2 separate regions of the Homo sapiens genome follow, and region 2 is linked to region 1. The links are chromatin contacts, found by Hi-C in ENCODE. All regions are on one chromosome and are shown on one strand. The core of a region is the stretch at or near the end of the contact, and the rest is flanking DNA. Distances in the headings are between cores, read along the strand shown. Region 1 has its middle 170 kb from the start of SCHLAP1. Region 2 has its middle 53 kb from the start of LINC01934.

Region 1 (6,342 bases), core at 1,383-3,882:
TGTGTTAAATATAAGTGTCCGAGGTTGTTTAATAATAAAAAAAAATACCGTGAAACTCTGCTTCAACTATTCTAATTTATTCCCCTACAGTTAAACGTCTGGTATTTTAAATCTATGTCATTTATTTACTTGTGGTGTAATCATATTGACTGTGACCTAGAGAGGAACGGATAAGTTAATGAAATGCAGAAGTACCGTAGACTCACAAGACCATGACTACTGAAAGGGGTGGTGTTTATGTTTTTGCCCAAATTATGATTTGCAGCCTCTACCTGGCTGAAATTCCATGTAGTATCCCCTCTCCAAGTGTTTCTGATTATTTCTAGAAGGGCTTGTTGATCTCTTAAGACTGGAAAGCTTATTTTAGTAATAGGCTTCCTTGCTTCTGGGAAACTCATTCCCTGTGGATAGTGGGGTAGAGAGGAGTATAGTACAGCAACTACAAACTCAGGCTCTGAATTCAGACTCGCTGGATTTGAATCCTAGTTTTGTCACTCATAGCTACATGGCACTGCACAAGTTACTCAATCTCTGTATCCATTTCCTGATTTATAAAGCAGAAATAATACTACCTCCCTACCTCTCTAGTAATTACGACCTCATTGTAATGTTACCAGGAATAGTTGAGATACAAGCTGAGTATCCCTAATCTGAAATGCTTGGAACCAGAAGTGTTTCAAATTTGGATTTTTTTTTGAATTTTGGGATATTTGCATTATTTTAACCATTTGAGCATCCCAAATTTGAAAATCAGAAATTTGAAATGTTCCGGTGAGCATTTCCTTTGAGCATCATGTCAGTACTCAGAAAGTTTCAGATTTTGGAGCATTTCAGATTTCACGTTTCCAGATTAGGGGTACTCAAAACCTGTATCTATAAAACTTTTACAACAGTGTTTGACATCCGAAAAATGATGGGCAAATATTGTCAGCCATTAGTGTTGTGTCAGGGAGGGCAGTTGATTTCTGCCTATTACTCCTGTTGATGGTGCCATTTTGAGAATGACAATGTCTAGGCCAAGTATCCTGTATACAGGTGTTCCCAAAGCTACCCTTGGTTAGTGTTAAATTCTGGACAGAGGCAGGAAGATTAGCTATCCTTTAAACTCTTGGTCAGGTCTTGTCTCCTGGGCCCCAAACAGAACTACTTAGATCTATCATCTTATCAAGTTTCCGGCCAGTGGTGAACAGTTCTGTTTGTTTCTAATTCTCTCCTCCATTTATGAGAATTCAAATCCAAACCTTGTGCCTAGACAGTTAAAGGAGTTGTTTTCAGCCTAACCACTGTTCCCACAGAGAACAGACCTCATACCATCCTCTTCTTTCTCCTATTGGTTTTTACTTTTAGCTAAAACCATCCCCCCTCCCTTAGTTGGTAAACAAATGCTTCTATACATAACCTTAGAACATGCAGAAGGAATGAGGGAGAGGAATATTTTCTACACTGTCAGTGTCTGGATCTAGTTCAGCCGGGTAATTATGCCCTATTATCGATGTTGGAGTTTTATCTCCCTGGTGGGGTCAGACTTAGATGGCCCATGGTTGTCTGATTTAAAAGGTATAATGTGTTCATTAGAGAAGGCCAAATGTACATTTAAAAACATGAAGGCCAAATATGTATGGCTCAAGTGCAATAAGAATTCTATTTCTTGCTCATGTAACAGTCCAAGGTAGATGTAACTGTTGGGCATCTCACCTCCACTCAGTAATTCAGGCAATGATCTAGGTTTCTTTCCTTTTGAGGCCCTAGACTTCGCTATCATTTAGATCTAGCTCTCTAAAAAGAAAAGGTAAGCCTGCTTCTCTTCGCACAAAACAGCACGCTTCTCTTCCACACACAGTCCACTATGAGTTAGTCACATCTACCTGCATGGTCTGTCAAAGGCATTCTCTATGAAAGGGAAAACATCTTTCAGTGGGCATAGAATTATCTCCACATATAAAAAAACATTTCTGTATTTTATAGGAGTCAAATAATCAAAATGTGTTAACTTTTCATTCAACCTCAGAGCTGGTTTACTGAAAATTAAAACGACTGGTGAGTGATGAGGCAAAACTAAATTTTTTAAAGGATAACTTTAATCAGTATATTTATTCCTCCTGCTACATTCTCTACAAGGAATTGTAATTGAAATAAAAGAAAATATTTGCTGACAACAATTATTAAGTCCTCATTCCAGAAATCAAATCTAGTAAAATTTCACCTTGATTCTAGAAGAAGTAAAGAAGTAAAACGGGGGAACTGAACACCCTCCCACACCATTTTTTTTTTAACCTTTTCCATTATTCAGCCAAGGACTCACATTAAATCTCTGGCAAGTTTGAGAAGGTGGTAAATATCCTGACTTCACTGTACTCATTAGCAATATTTTTAAAGACTACCTTAAATTTTAATAAGTTAATTCAATTCATGCTCAGGGAGTTGCTGGATGTCAATGTGCTAAACAAATACCCCTGACTCAGGCAGCATCTTTTTCTACATTACTAATGCATTACACATAAGCTTTCCTAATATTGGTGCCACTGTGCAAACAGTACTGTCACTTAGAGCCACGTTCACCTTTTGTAAACAAATGATTCAATTAATAAACCTCACCAGGGAATAGTACTTTTGACTTAAAGGTTGCCTTTCTAAGATTGCTTTATAAAACAGTCTTCACATTCCTGGAGCTTATGACCTACGTGCATTTCAGGATTTGCTAATGAACTGCTCAGCTGCTGAGTTGAGTAAATATAAAAGGCCATTTCTCTTTGCTCTTTTCACACCTTTTAATTGGAACAAGTATGTTTTTGGTCTGATTCATACCACTTTCATGTGCTAGAAACTTGTGTGCATAAAAATTTGGTTGAAATTCTACAGGCAGTAGGGGTCACATTTTTTAACGTGGTTGCTTGAATTCTACAGGACAAGGATTAATAGATCATGAGTGGCATGATGGATTTGTTTGAAAATTACATTCCAACCTAAGTGAGTTTTAGCTCCCATAATGTGTCTGTTCATGTTTCTAAAGCAATTATTTCCCAAGTAGAATGCACGAGGTGGCCCAAGGGGGTTAAGAGAGATTGTATTAGTCAAGACTCTTTCTGGTTGCAAGTGATAGAAACACTTCACAAAATGGATTAAACAAAAAATGGAATGTATATGCTCACGTATATGAAATGTCTAAGGTTGAGCTGATTTCAGGCAAGGCTGGTGTATTATTGGGCGTCTCAACAGGAAACAGCTGGCACGCTTATATTAAAATAACCAGAACAGTTTACATACACAAGAAACATTGTGAAGATATGAGAGTAGTGAATGAAAATGAGCTAGAACAGTAACCCAGGGTTAGCAGAAGAGCTGTTACCACCTATAAGCCGAATGATATGAGAGGAAGAAGTTACCAGAACCTGAAAAGAGTCTGACAGAGCCAGCCTGAGACAACCCTATAGAGAGACCCAGAGGATTAAATCCCTCACCTCACCTCTGCTGTGGCTTCCCAGTGCCCAACCCCATCTGAAAACCAGAGAGGCACTCTATGTGGTCTCCACAGGTCAGCCTCCTGGGTTGAGCTTCTGGGGAGAAAGGTGCAGAGTGGTTCTCTTCCACACAGCTAGGTATGATACCCTCAGGACTGGGCTGCCATCTCCTGGATCTTTTCTGTTCTCTCATGGCATTACTAGTAGACATGCTTTCTTTCATGTGTGACAAAAAGATCACCAGCAGCTCCAGGACTAACTCCTAACAGCCTAGCTACCCTGAGAGGGTTTCTTTGACCTAAAAGTTGAATGTAAGTCACAAGTCCCCAGATTAGCTCAAAGATCCTTCCCTGAACCAATCACTATAGGCATGAAGTAGAATACACTCACAAGCCAGCTTTCAATTATGTGCCAAACTCTGGAGCTGAGATGGATTCAGCCATAACTGAACCAAATGAATCGAGTTAGAGAAGACTGGGCCCTCAAAAGGGAAGATAGGGTATTATCATCAGAAGAAAGAGAAGCTGATGCTGGACAGGTGGATCCACTGAATATACACCACTTCAGAGATAAAAGCTGGAAGTAGTGTGTGACCAAATCCACTCCTGGTGCCAATTAAGCACAATAGTCTCTTTTGCTAAGATCCATCCTGAGAAATGTGGCTGTTTTTCCTTGGGATACATCCACTAGAGAATCTGAATACTTAGTTTAAAAAAAAAATCTTTTCTGAGATGCTGATTCTATCAGTTCAGTTCTTCGTTACCTGTTCTTTTCATGGGTGGAAAACAGCCCTTTTCTCCCCTGAGAGGCATATGAATGAGGATGGATGATATTGTTTTGGAATTCTTAACATGGAGCCCTTAGAATTCTAGGGAATTTAGTTATAAACTTTATGTTTCTTGTGAACACTTGCAATTACATAGAAAATAAACAATTTTCATTTTTAAGGGGGAAGAGTCCTTAGCTTTTCTTAGATTTTCAGAAAGGTGATCCCAAAATAGTTAACACCCTTTGCTGACTTATGCCCTTTCATGAACAAATACTCTTTGTGATGACTCAGTTCCTACAGAGAACAGCTAGGAGAATGATTCATCAAGGTCTGAGTTCAAGAGAATCCAAATCATTGTTGTAAGCAGACAAAACTACTGTGTGAAGAGATAATCATGGTCTATAAACAGGGAATAAAATATTTAATTGTGAAAGTCCATATAAATAAATCATTAAAATGATGCCCCTAAAAGTTACAGTGCTTTTATTAATTAACTTCATAATGAAGTGATCATAAGTGTCTAGGGTTAATGCTATTTTAAATAGCAAAATATATTTCTCTTCCATATTAATTTCTGTGCCTGTAAATAATAGCTACTATATACCGCTGCCTACAGCCACACAAATATTTACTTCTTATCATAGCCTTATTGTCCTATGTGTTCATAATATGTTAAACTAGATAATCTGGTCAACTAACAACACAGAGGCTAAGTGACACAATTATGTGCATGTGGCCAGCTCCATGCTCACTGTTGTAATGCTTCACAGGAATAGAACTAAGATTTAAGACCCAAGCAGATGTAGGGGCACAGCAAATAAACCTTGCCTCTCCACCTTCGTTGAACTTTTGGCAGAAGTAAGAGACAGAAACCCAGGAGGAGGCCAACCAGGATGGTACCAGGGGTATGAATGGGGTAAGAGAAGTTCATAAGCCAGATAAGTGATGTTATTTCCTCCCAGAAATGTTAGGAGCACGTATTAGCTTGCTAGAGCTGCTGTAACAAAGTACCAAAACTGAGTGGCTTAAACAACAGAAATGTATTTTCCCAAGGTTCTAGAGGCTAGAGGTCTGAGATCAGGGTGTTAGCAGGGTTGGTTCTTTCTGAGGCTGTGAGGGAGGATCTGCTTCATGCCATTCTCTGAGCTTCTGGTGGCTTGCTGGCAATCTTTGATGTTTCTTGGCTTGTAGAAGCATCACCTTCATCTCTGTCTTTGCACATGCATGTTCTCCCTATTCGCATGTCTTCCTCTGTGCTCAAATTTCCCCCTTTTTTAAAGACACCACTCATATTAGACAATGGGGACCATAATACTCTAGTAAAACCTCATCTTAACTGAACTAACTGCTTCTACAATGACTCTATTTCCAAATAAGTGCACATTATGAAGTGTTAGGAGTTAGGACTTCAACAGATGAATTCAACCCATAGCAAGGCTAAGCCCTTCAAACACCCAAATTCAGATATATAACACTAACTAATAAAATTGTTAATATCATATCAGATTAAATGTGTTTGGGAGAGTGAAGGTAGCCAGGCAGCTGCAGAAATTAGGAAGGATTAAATATAACTGATTTAAAGGGACAGGAAGTTTTATGGATAGTTTGTGGATTGATTAAAACACAGAATCTTCCTCTGCTCATGTTTGCTGCATGCCACCTGTGTTGCTTTTCTCATTTTTTTCTGTCCTTTTGCTTTTGAGGGTTATGATTTTGAAGCACAGTGAAATAAAAATGGCTTTCTGAGCCTCTGTTTTGTTTGGATTAGATCAGCACTTTACCTGAGAGGTAATCCCCTCTCAGATTTCAAGTGTAAAGAAAAACAAGTAATATGAGGACTATCTACTTTATCCCTTCTCCTTTTAAGAATATTAGCATATTAGAAGTGCTAACAAGTCCTACAACCAAAAAAAAGCCTTTCAACCTTGCTTGAACAGAGTTTTTTCAAACTTACTTGATCATGTAAACCACTTTTTTTTCACTAATCCTATGTATCATCCTGTAGAGCTAGTTTTGCTGACACACATTTTGGGGAACAACAAGGAAAATATTTACCAAGATCTGTTATAGATTAAAATTACTGTAACTTACAGAAAGAGGGGAACAGACAGGTTG
Region 2 (6,342 bases), core at 2,333-4,832, 550 kb before region 1:
AGCAAGGTGCCTGAGGAGAAGTATTAACAACATGAAACAGGAAAGGTGACCAACATGAGATTTAAAATTCTCTGATCTCTTAAACTCACTTCATTGAAAAGCCTTCCCTCTGAGCTTAACTAACATCAGTCTGTTAACTTTAAATCTGAAAAGTTTGGGCCCATGTTTAAATGTGGCCAAAGTGGCCAAACAGGTGACCCTTGAAGAGCAACACAGGGGGGTGATGCCACACAGTGGAAAATCCCACACATGGCTTTTGACTCCCCAAAAGTAGTAGCCTACAGTGGACCAGGAGTCTGATAACGAAGTAGGTTAACACATAAATAGACTAATATCTACATATATTTTATGCATTCATGACATAACTATTTTAAAAAATATTTCTAGGGTACATGGTTTGCAAGTTTTTTCAAATTGTTACAAATTTCCAAAAGTTTTCTGATACATTTTGAAAAAAAATCTGCATTATTAAGTGGACCTGTGCAGTTCAAACCCGTGTTGTTGAAGGGTCAAATATCTTGTAAATCTTACTAGAAACATATCACTATAATAAAAATAAAAACATGTGGCACCATATGTCAAACTGATATACAGTACTTATCCCGATTATGTACTTGCCTATGCCTGTAGTGTCATTTTTTGAAGGTACTTACATATAGCTAACATGTAAGCTAAAACACTTCCAATACTCGAATTCAGCAAAAAAAAAAAAAAAAACCCTCAAAAAAGTATAAAGTTGCCCACTCATCAGTGAATTATTTTGAACGAACAGAAGGCTCAATTTCAGCACTGCCAAATGCTCTTAGGCACAGAAGCAATGCACCATCTGTCTTGAAGCACCAAGTATATCAATTCACATTTAAAATACTGGTGTGCCTAGCCAAGTATCTTAAGCAAACCATTTTCTGATGCTTGATTGAAACTTAACATGGCTAGCAACAAGGTTACATGCATCAATACATTCAACTGCTAGTAGTAAAATTATAAAAACGTCAGGGCATCAAAGAGTTGTAGTCCTATGAACAGAAAACCTTGAAGAAGAGTTGGTGAATTAAGGAAATGTTCTCAATGAGTCACTATCACTTTCTCTGAGGAAATATGTTTCAGTGATATACGGAACTGCTGCCCCTGGTAAGAGTGACTCTGGTATTTCACTAGGAAATGAATGCATCCGAAGCTGCTACTGAAATAGATGCTGCTTCATCCAGGGAGTACACTGATGTAATGACAGAAAGTGGAGTGTGGAGTTTATTCAGTAAACAACAGACAACCACTGAAGTTGAAGCAGGGACTGTCCTGATAAACAGTTTACTCTGGGAAGATTAATGTGATAGTGGTGTGAAGAATGGGTTGGTGTTGTTTGGATGAACAAGAGGATAACTTTTAAAAGATTCCTTTAGATAAGGAATAACCAAGGGCCTGAATGAGACAGTAGGAGTGGAAGGAAGAGAACAGAATCAAGACATGACTTCCTTCAGAAATAAGAAAAAAAGAAAGCAACTACCACTCTAAATGTGAAATATTCTAAAGCAAACTTGTCCAACCTGCAGCCCACGATGGCTTTAAATGCAGCCCAACACAAATTAGTAAACTTTCTTACATTATGATATTTATGCATGGGCCATTTCTTTAGCTCATCAGCTACCGTTATAGTGTTAGTGTACTTAATGTGTGGCCCAAGACAATTCTTCCAATGTGGCCCAGGGATGCCAAAAGATTAGACACCCGTGTTCTAAAGAATATTATTGTAATCTGCTTACGACAGTTAAGAGTCATATCCTATTTTTTTTTCAGATAAAAAGTACAGTTGGGCTTAAATGTGCAATAATCACAGCAAAAATATTGTTCAGAAAGACCCAATCAGGAAAAGAAAAAAAGTTTCACTTCTAAGTATTTAACTCTTGGCTTTCTAAGTTAAGTAGTTAAACCAATTAAAATTCCAACCTCTTTGCTGACTAGTTTTTCAGAGAAAAGCAAAAAAATGGCCCCACTTCTTACATATCAATCTTGGGAGGCAAGAAGTCAGGACAATAGCAGGGAAAGGTAAGCAGAAAAAAAGGTGTGAGCCTTGGTCATAAGCTGTGACTGCCTTATGGATTTTCTGGAAATGAAATCTGATCTTCAAATTCCGTACTTCCTGAGTGAGGTACAATCCAAAGGGAGAGAAGGCTTGTAACTGAGTCTTGCCACGGGACCAATGGTGGAAGTGAGGGTCACAGAAATTGGTCACTATGTCCTTCTCTGACCACCACATCCATAAAATAGAACAGGGAAGAATACTCAGTTTTCTAGAGTCATTTTTCCTCTAGCAAACTCAGGGACGTCATCTGCCACACCATCCACTGAGGCTTTTCCAAAGCTCTGTGTAACTCACCTTGGACACCCCTCTTCCTGACTAGACCATGATGACCTCTTTGGGAAACACAGCGTAACTATTTTTGTGTCCAGCATTTAAAGCAGTATTAACTTTCAGCAAATAATTGAATTTCTCTAGTTAAAATTGGTGTCAAGGTAGATTCTTCAATGACTTCAGGAAAATCACTTGAATGAAACAAAAATTAAGGTGCTAAAGATTCAAACAACTGCTAAACCATACCTGATGAAAAAGAGGAGCCATTCGAGCTGATATGGATGTTTTAATTGCATGTTCATTAACATGTTAACTATGAAATAAACGAAAGGCTCATCCAGATAGACAACTCAATCATTCATTTTTACACTTGACCACAAACGACTAGTTACTCTGCTGGACATTAATGGGTCACACAGATGTATGAACTGTCGTCTCCCCATTCTCACTTTCAGCCAATAACATCTCGTTTCATGGAGGAGTAGAAGCTACCAAAGAACTTCCTACGAACCACATCTACCCTCCAATCTCACCTATGCCCATGTCCTCTGCAAATTCACAACAAGGGCCAAACACCTCACTTGTACTAGATCCTATCCCCTCTTGCTTATCTAGGGGAACTCAAGAATTTGGTGAATGACAATGCTGCTGTAAGTGCTGGATGCTGCACTTCCCAAAGAGCTTCTGCTCTAGTCAGGGAGAAAGACAGATGTCCAAGGTAGTGCAGAACTTTGAAAACACCCTGAATAAATTATGTAGCAGATAACTTTTTCAAGGACACTGCTCCTCCTCCCCTACACCATCCACTTCCTCCTCTCTAATCTTTCCTATCAATATACAAACATGCTGTAATTTCTCCCATCTTAAAGAAACTCCAACTACTCCCTACTTCTCTATTTCACTGCAAAATTGTCAGGAGTCTCCAAGTTCTCTATTCCTTGTTACTTTATTCAATCAAGCTTTAATTTCATTGCTCCAACAAAATTGCATATAAAAGTCACCAGTGTCTAGGACTCCTGAGTTGCTAATGGCTATTTAGGTCCTTATTTTATTTGGCTTATCAGTAGTCTCTCATGGGGTAGATCATTCCCACCTCCTTGAAACTTTTTACTTCCCTTTCAGGTTATCACACTCTCCTGATTTTCCTTTCACTTCTTGAGCGTTCCTTCCTGGATTACTTTGCTGACTCATCTCTCCTCAGCCTCCTAATGCTGGGAGTGCCTAAGCTTCTTTCTTCTCTAGCAGCACTCATTCCCTTGAGTGAGTGATCATAGGTCTCACAGCTATAAATACCAACTACACACTCACGTGTCACAAATATACATCCCTGGCCCAGAACTCTTGAATTCCAAATTTGTATATCCAATCTTGCACTTCCATTTGGATGTTTAATAGGCATTTCAAACTTAACCTGTCAAAAACTAAGCTCATAATCTTTCTCCCTATCCTGCTTCACCCTCGAGTTTTTCACCTTGGTTAATGACAACTACAGCCTACTAGTTTGCTCAGGCCCTAAACTCTAACTCCTTTTTCACACCACATATTCAATCTATCAGCAAATCTTCTTAGCTCTATTTTTAACCAGAACCTGACCTTTTCTTACTACTTACACTGCCACCACCCAGGTTGAAGTCACTGGTATCTCTCACCTGGATTACTGCATTAGCCTCCTAACTGGTCCCCCTGCTCCCAATTCCTTAGCCCCACAGCAAGTTTTTCTCTGACTGATCAGATTCTAATAAATCATGTCCTGTTGCTCGTTGGCTAAAAACAGCTTCCAGTGGTGTCCCATCTTATTTAGAATACTAGCCAAACTCCTTAAAATGAAATACAAGACCCTATGTGATCTGCCCACCTGTCATCTTCTTGACCTGGCCTCCTATTCCTCTCCTAGTTGCTCACCTGCTCCAGCCCTCCTAAGCACTTGCTACCTTTTGAATGCATTGGGCATGCTCTTGTTACAAGATTTTTTCAGTTGGTATTCCCTCCGCCTGTAGGACTCTTTTCCTATGTGGCTTATTCCTCACCATCTTCAGCTCTTGACTCATTTTTTAGGTGAGGTCTTCCCCGACTACCCTTGTTATAACTGTAATTCAACCTCCCCTTTCTTTCTCCCTCACTGCACACACTATTTCCCTTCCCTACTTTGTTTTTCTCCATAACACTTACCATCTAACATACATATATGTGTGTGAGAATGTGTGCGTACGCACACACACACACACACATATATATATACACTTTTAAATTTTTTTGGTCTGTCTCCTAGCAATTGAAAGTAAACTCCATAAGGGTAGGAATTTTCGTGTATTTTATTCACTGCTAATCCTAAGCACCCAAACCAATATTCCAGTGTACACAACTAATAACTTACTGAATGAAATAAATTGGATCCCTTATTTCTAGGGGCTCATAATTGAGATGATATACATACACAAGTAAAACATTATATATGTCCTTAAAAAAAAATAACCATGGAAGAAAAAACATGGTGTCTCATGCATATTTAAAATGATCTTCACCATTTGAGAGTTCTGTGACCACAGCAAGAGTTTAGCAGAGGGCTAAAAAGTGCTCTTCAAACGATGATAAAGGAATCAGGTAAGGGGTGCCAGTGAAAGCCCTACAGTGTTATCCCCTCATACTCTTTATCTCATAAATTAATACTCTTCTTCATCACTTTGTAGATGAAAACTTGAAATGCTCATATGAAGACCTAACTACCCCAATCTCAATCACTAGAGAATCCCTGACTTTCCTTACAGACCTGGGCCCCTAGCTGTCAGGACTTAGTACCACACACCTCTCGGCAACCCATTCCTTCACAGATTTACCTTTTCCTTCTCTTGGACTAAGGTGGGAGCAGCCAACATATCTGAGTTTGCTAAGCTAACTTAAGAAATACTCATGGTGTGAGACAAAATAGAAGTTGTTGAAATTATACTTCTGAAACTAGGGTGCTTCTTACCCAGTTACCTTTCAATTCAACCTACTGGCAAAGAAATAACATGGGGCAATACAGAAAAAAATGACCCTGTGACTCTTCATCCTACTCCATTTCCCTTTTCTCCCAGAAGCGAGAAGTGAAAAACACACACACACATACAGAAAACAAAAAGACTTGAAAAATATTTCAATAAACGACTTCCAACATTCCAGAGTACTCCGTTCCACATTACCAAATGGTATACTAGTTCCCTTTCCCTAAAATATTTATCTTAAAAGATGTTCTCAAAGGCCATCAGTTTCCATTTCTTCTATTAGATTTCCTTAAAATACAGCAAGCAGATACATGTATTTAGTTGTTTTCTTTTTACCAATAAAAAAGGATAGGAGAAATATCCATTAAGAAGACAGTAATGATAATGAGAAATTATGTAAAATTTGTAGGACAGAAAATATTCTGGTGAATTTAAGGAAAGTTTAAAATTACAAGATTAAGTCAGTCTCTATTTTAAACACATTGTCATTAAGTAGGTTATATGAACAACCCATTGCTATTTCCCATATTTCAATTTAACAGTTTCAAATTTAACAATTTAAATATATATGGCACCAACCACATACAAAGCACTGAATCAACATGGGGAATTAAAGGAGACATGACAGATATGCTTCACATGGTCTCTGGATAACCTTATGGAGAAGACTTACACCCATGATATAATTATCATTCACTCAGCAAACATACATCATGTTACATATTGGGCTAGATACTGAAATAAGGAGACACAAAGCATAGATATTATCCTCCAAAAGCTCATTATCCAGAAATATGGATATGGAATAAAACTGAATAAAATGCCAAAACGCATGCTAGAAACATAGGGTACTAAGTGTAGTTTAAGATAATTATTTTAAAAGCATCAAATAGTATTAAGCATATTTAATATATAGAGAGTAAAACTTACTAAATATTATACTAATATTTTCATTGCTAAATCATCAGGAACATCTGTTCAGTTTGTCATTCAATAAAAATGGATATACAT

Evidence for each region. Hi-C counts contacts between places; a loop is a spot of excess contacts on that map. Pooled maps may share reads with other maps.
Region 2: a loop to region 1 is called in a map of endothelial cell of umbilical vein, with 4 times the contacts of the local background. The contact joins two enhancer-like sites. A Hi-C loop is called at or near these places in 4 of 168 maps with a recorded cell type or tissue (PC-3, PC-9, endothelial cell of umbilical vein and 1 more) and 2 of 50 pooled maps.

Annotation. Positions count from the first base shown.
Region 1 is chr2:180,517,666-180,524,007 of GRCh38, reverse strand. No RefSeq gene overlaps it. Among named protein-coding and RNA genes, the nearest start is that of SCHLAP1, 170 kb to the left of the region's middle. Within about 2 kb of position 2,632, at least 2 of the 41 ENCODE cell types and tissues checked have a DNase peak (open chromatin) inside an H3K27ac peak, as active enhancers do; they include PC-3, where a contact is called at or near this core.
Region 2 is chr2:181,067,496-181,073,837 of GRCh38, reverse strand. No RefSeq gene overlaps it. Among named protein-coding and RNA genes, the nearest start is that of LINC01934, 53 kb to the left of the region's middle. Within about 2 kb of position 3,582, at least 2 of the 41 ENCODE cell types and tissues checked have a DNase peak (open chromatin) inside an H3K27ac peak, as active enhancers do; they include PC-3, where a contact is called at or near this core.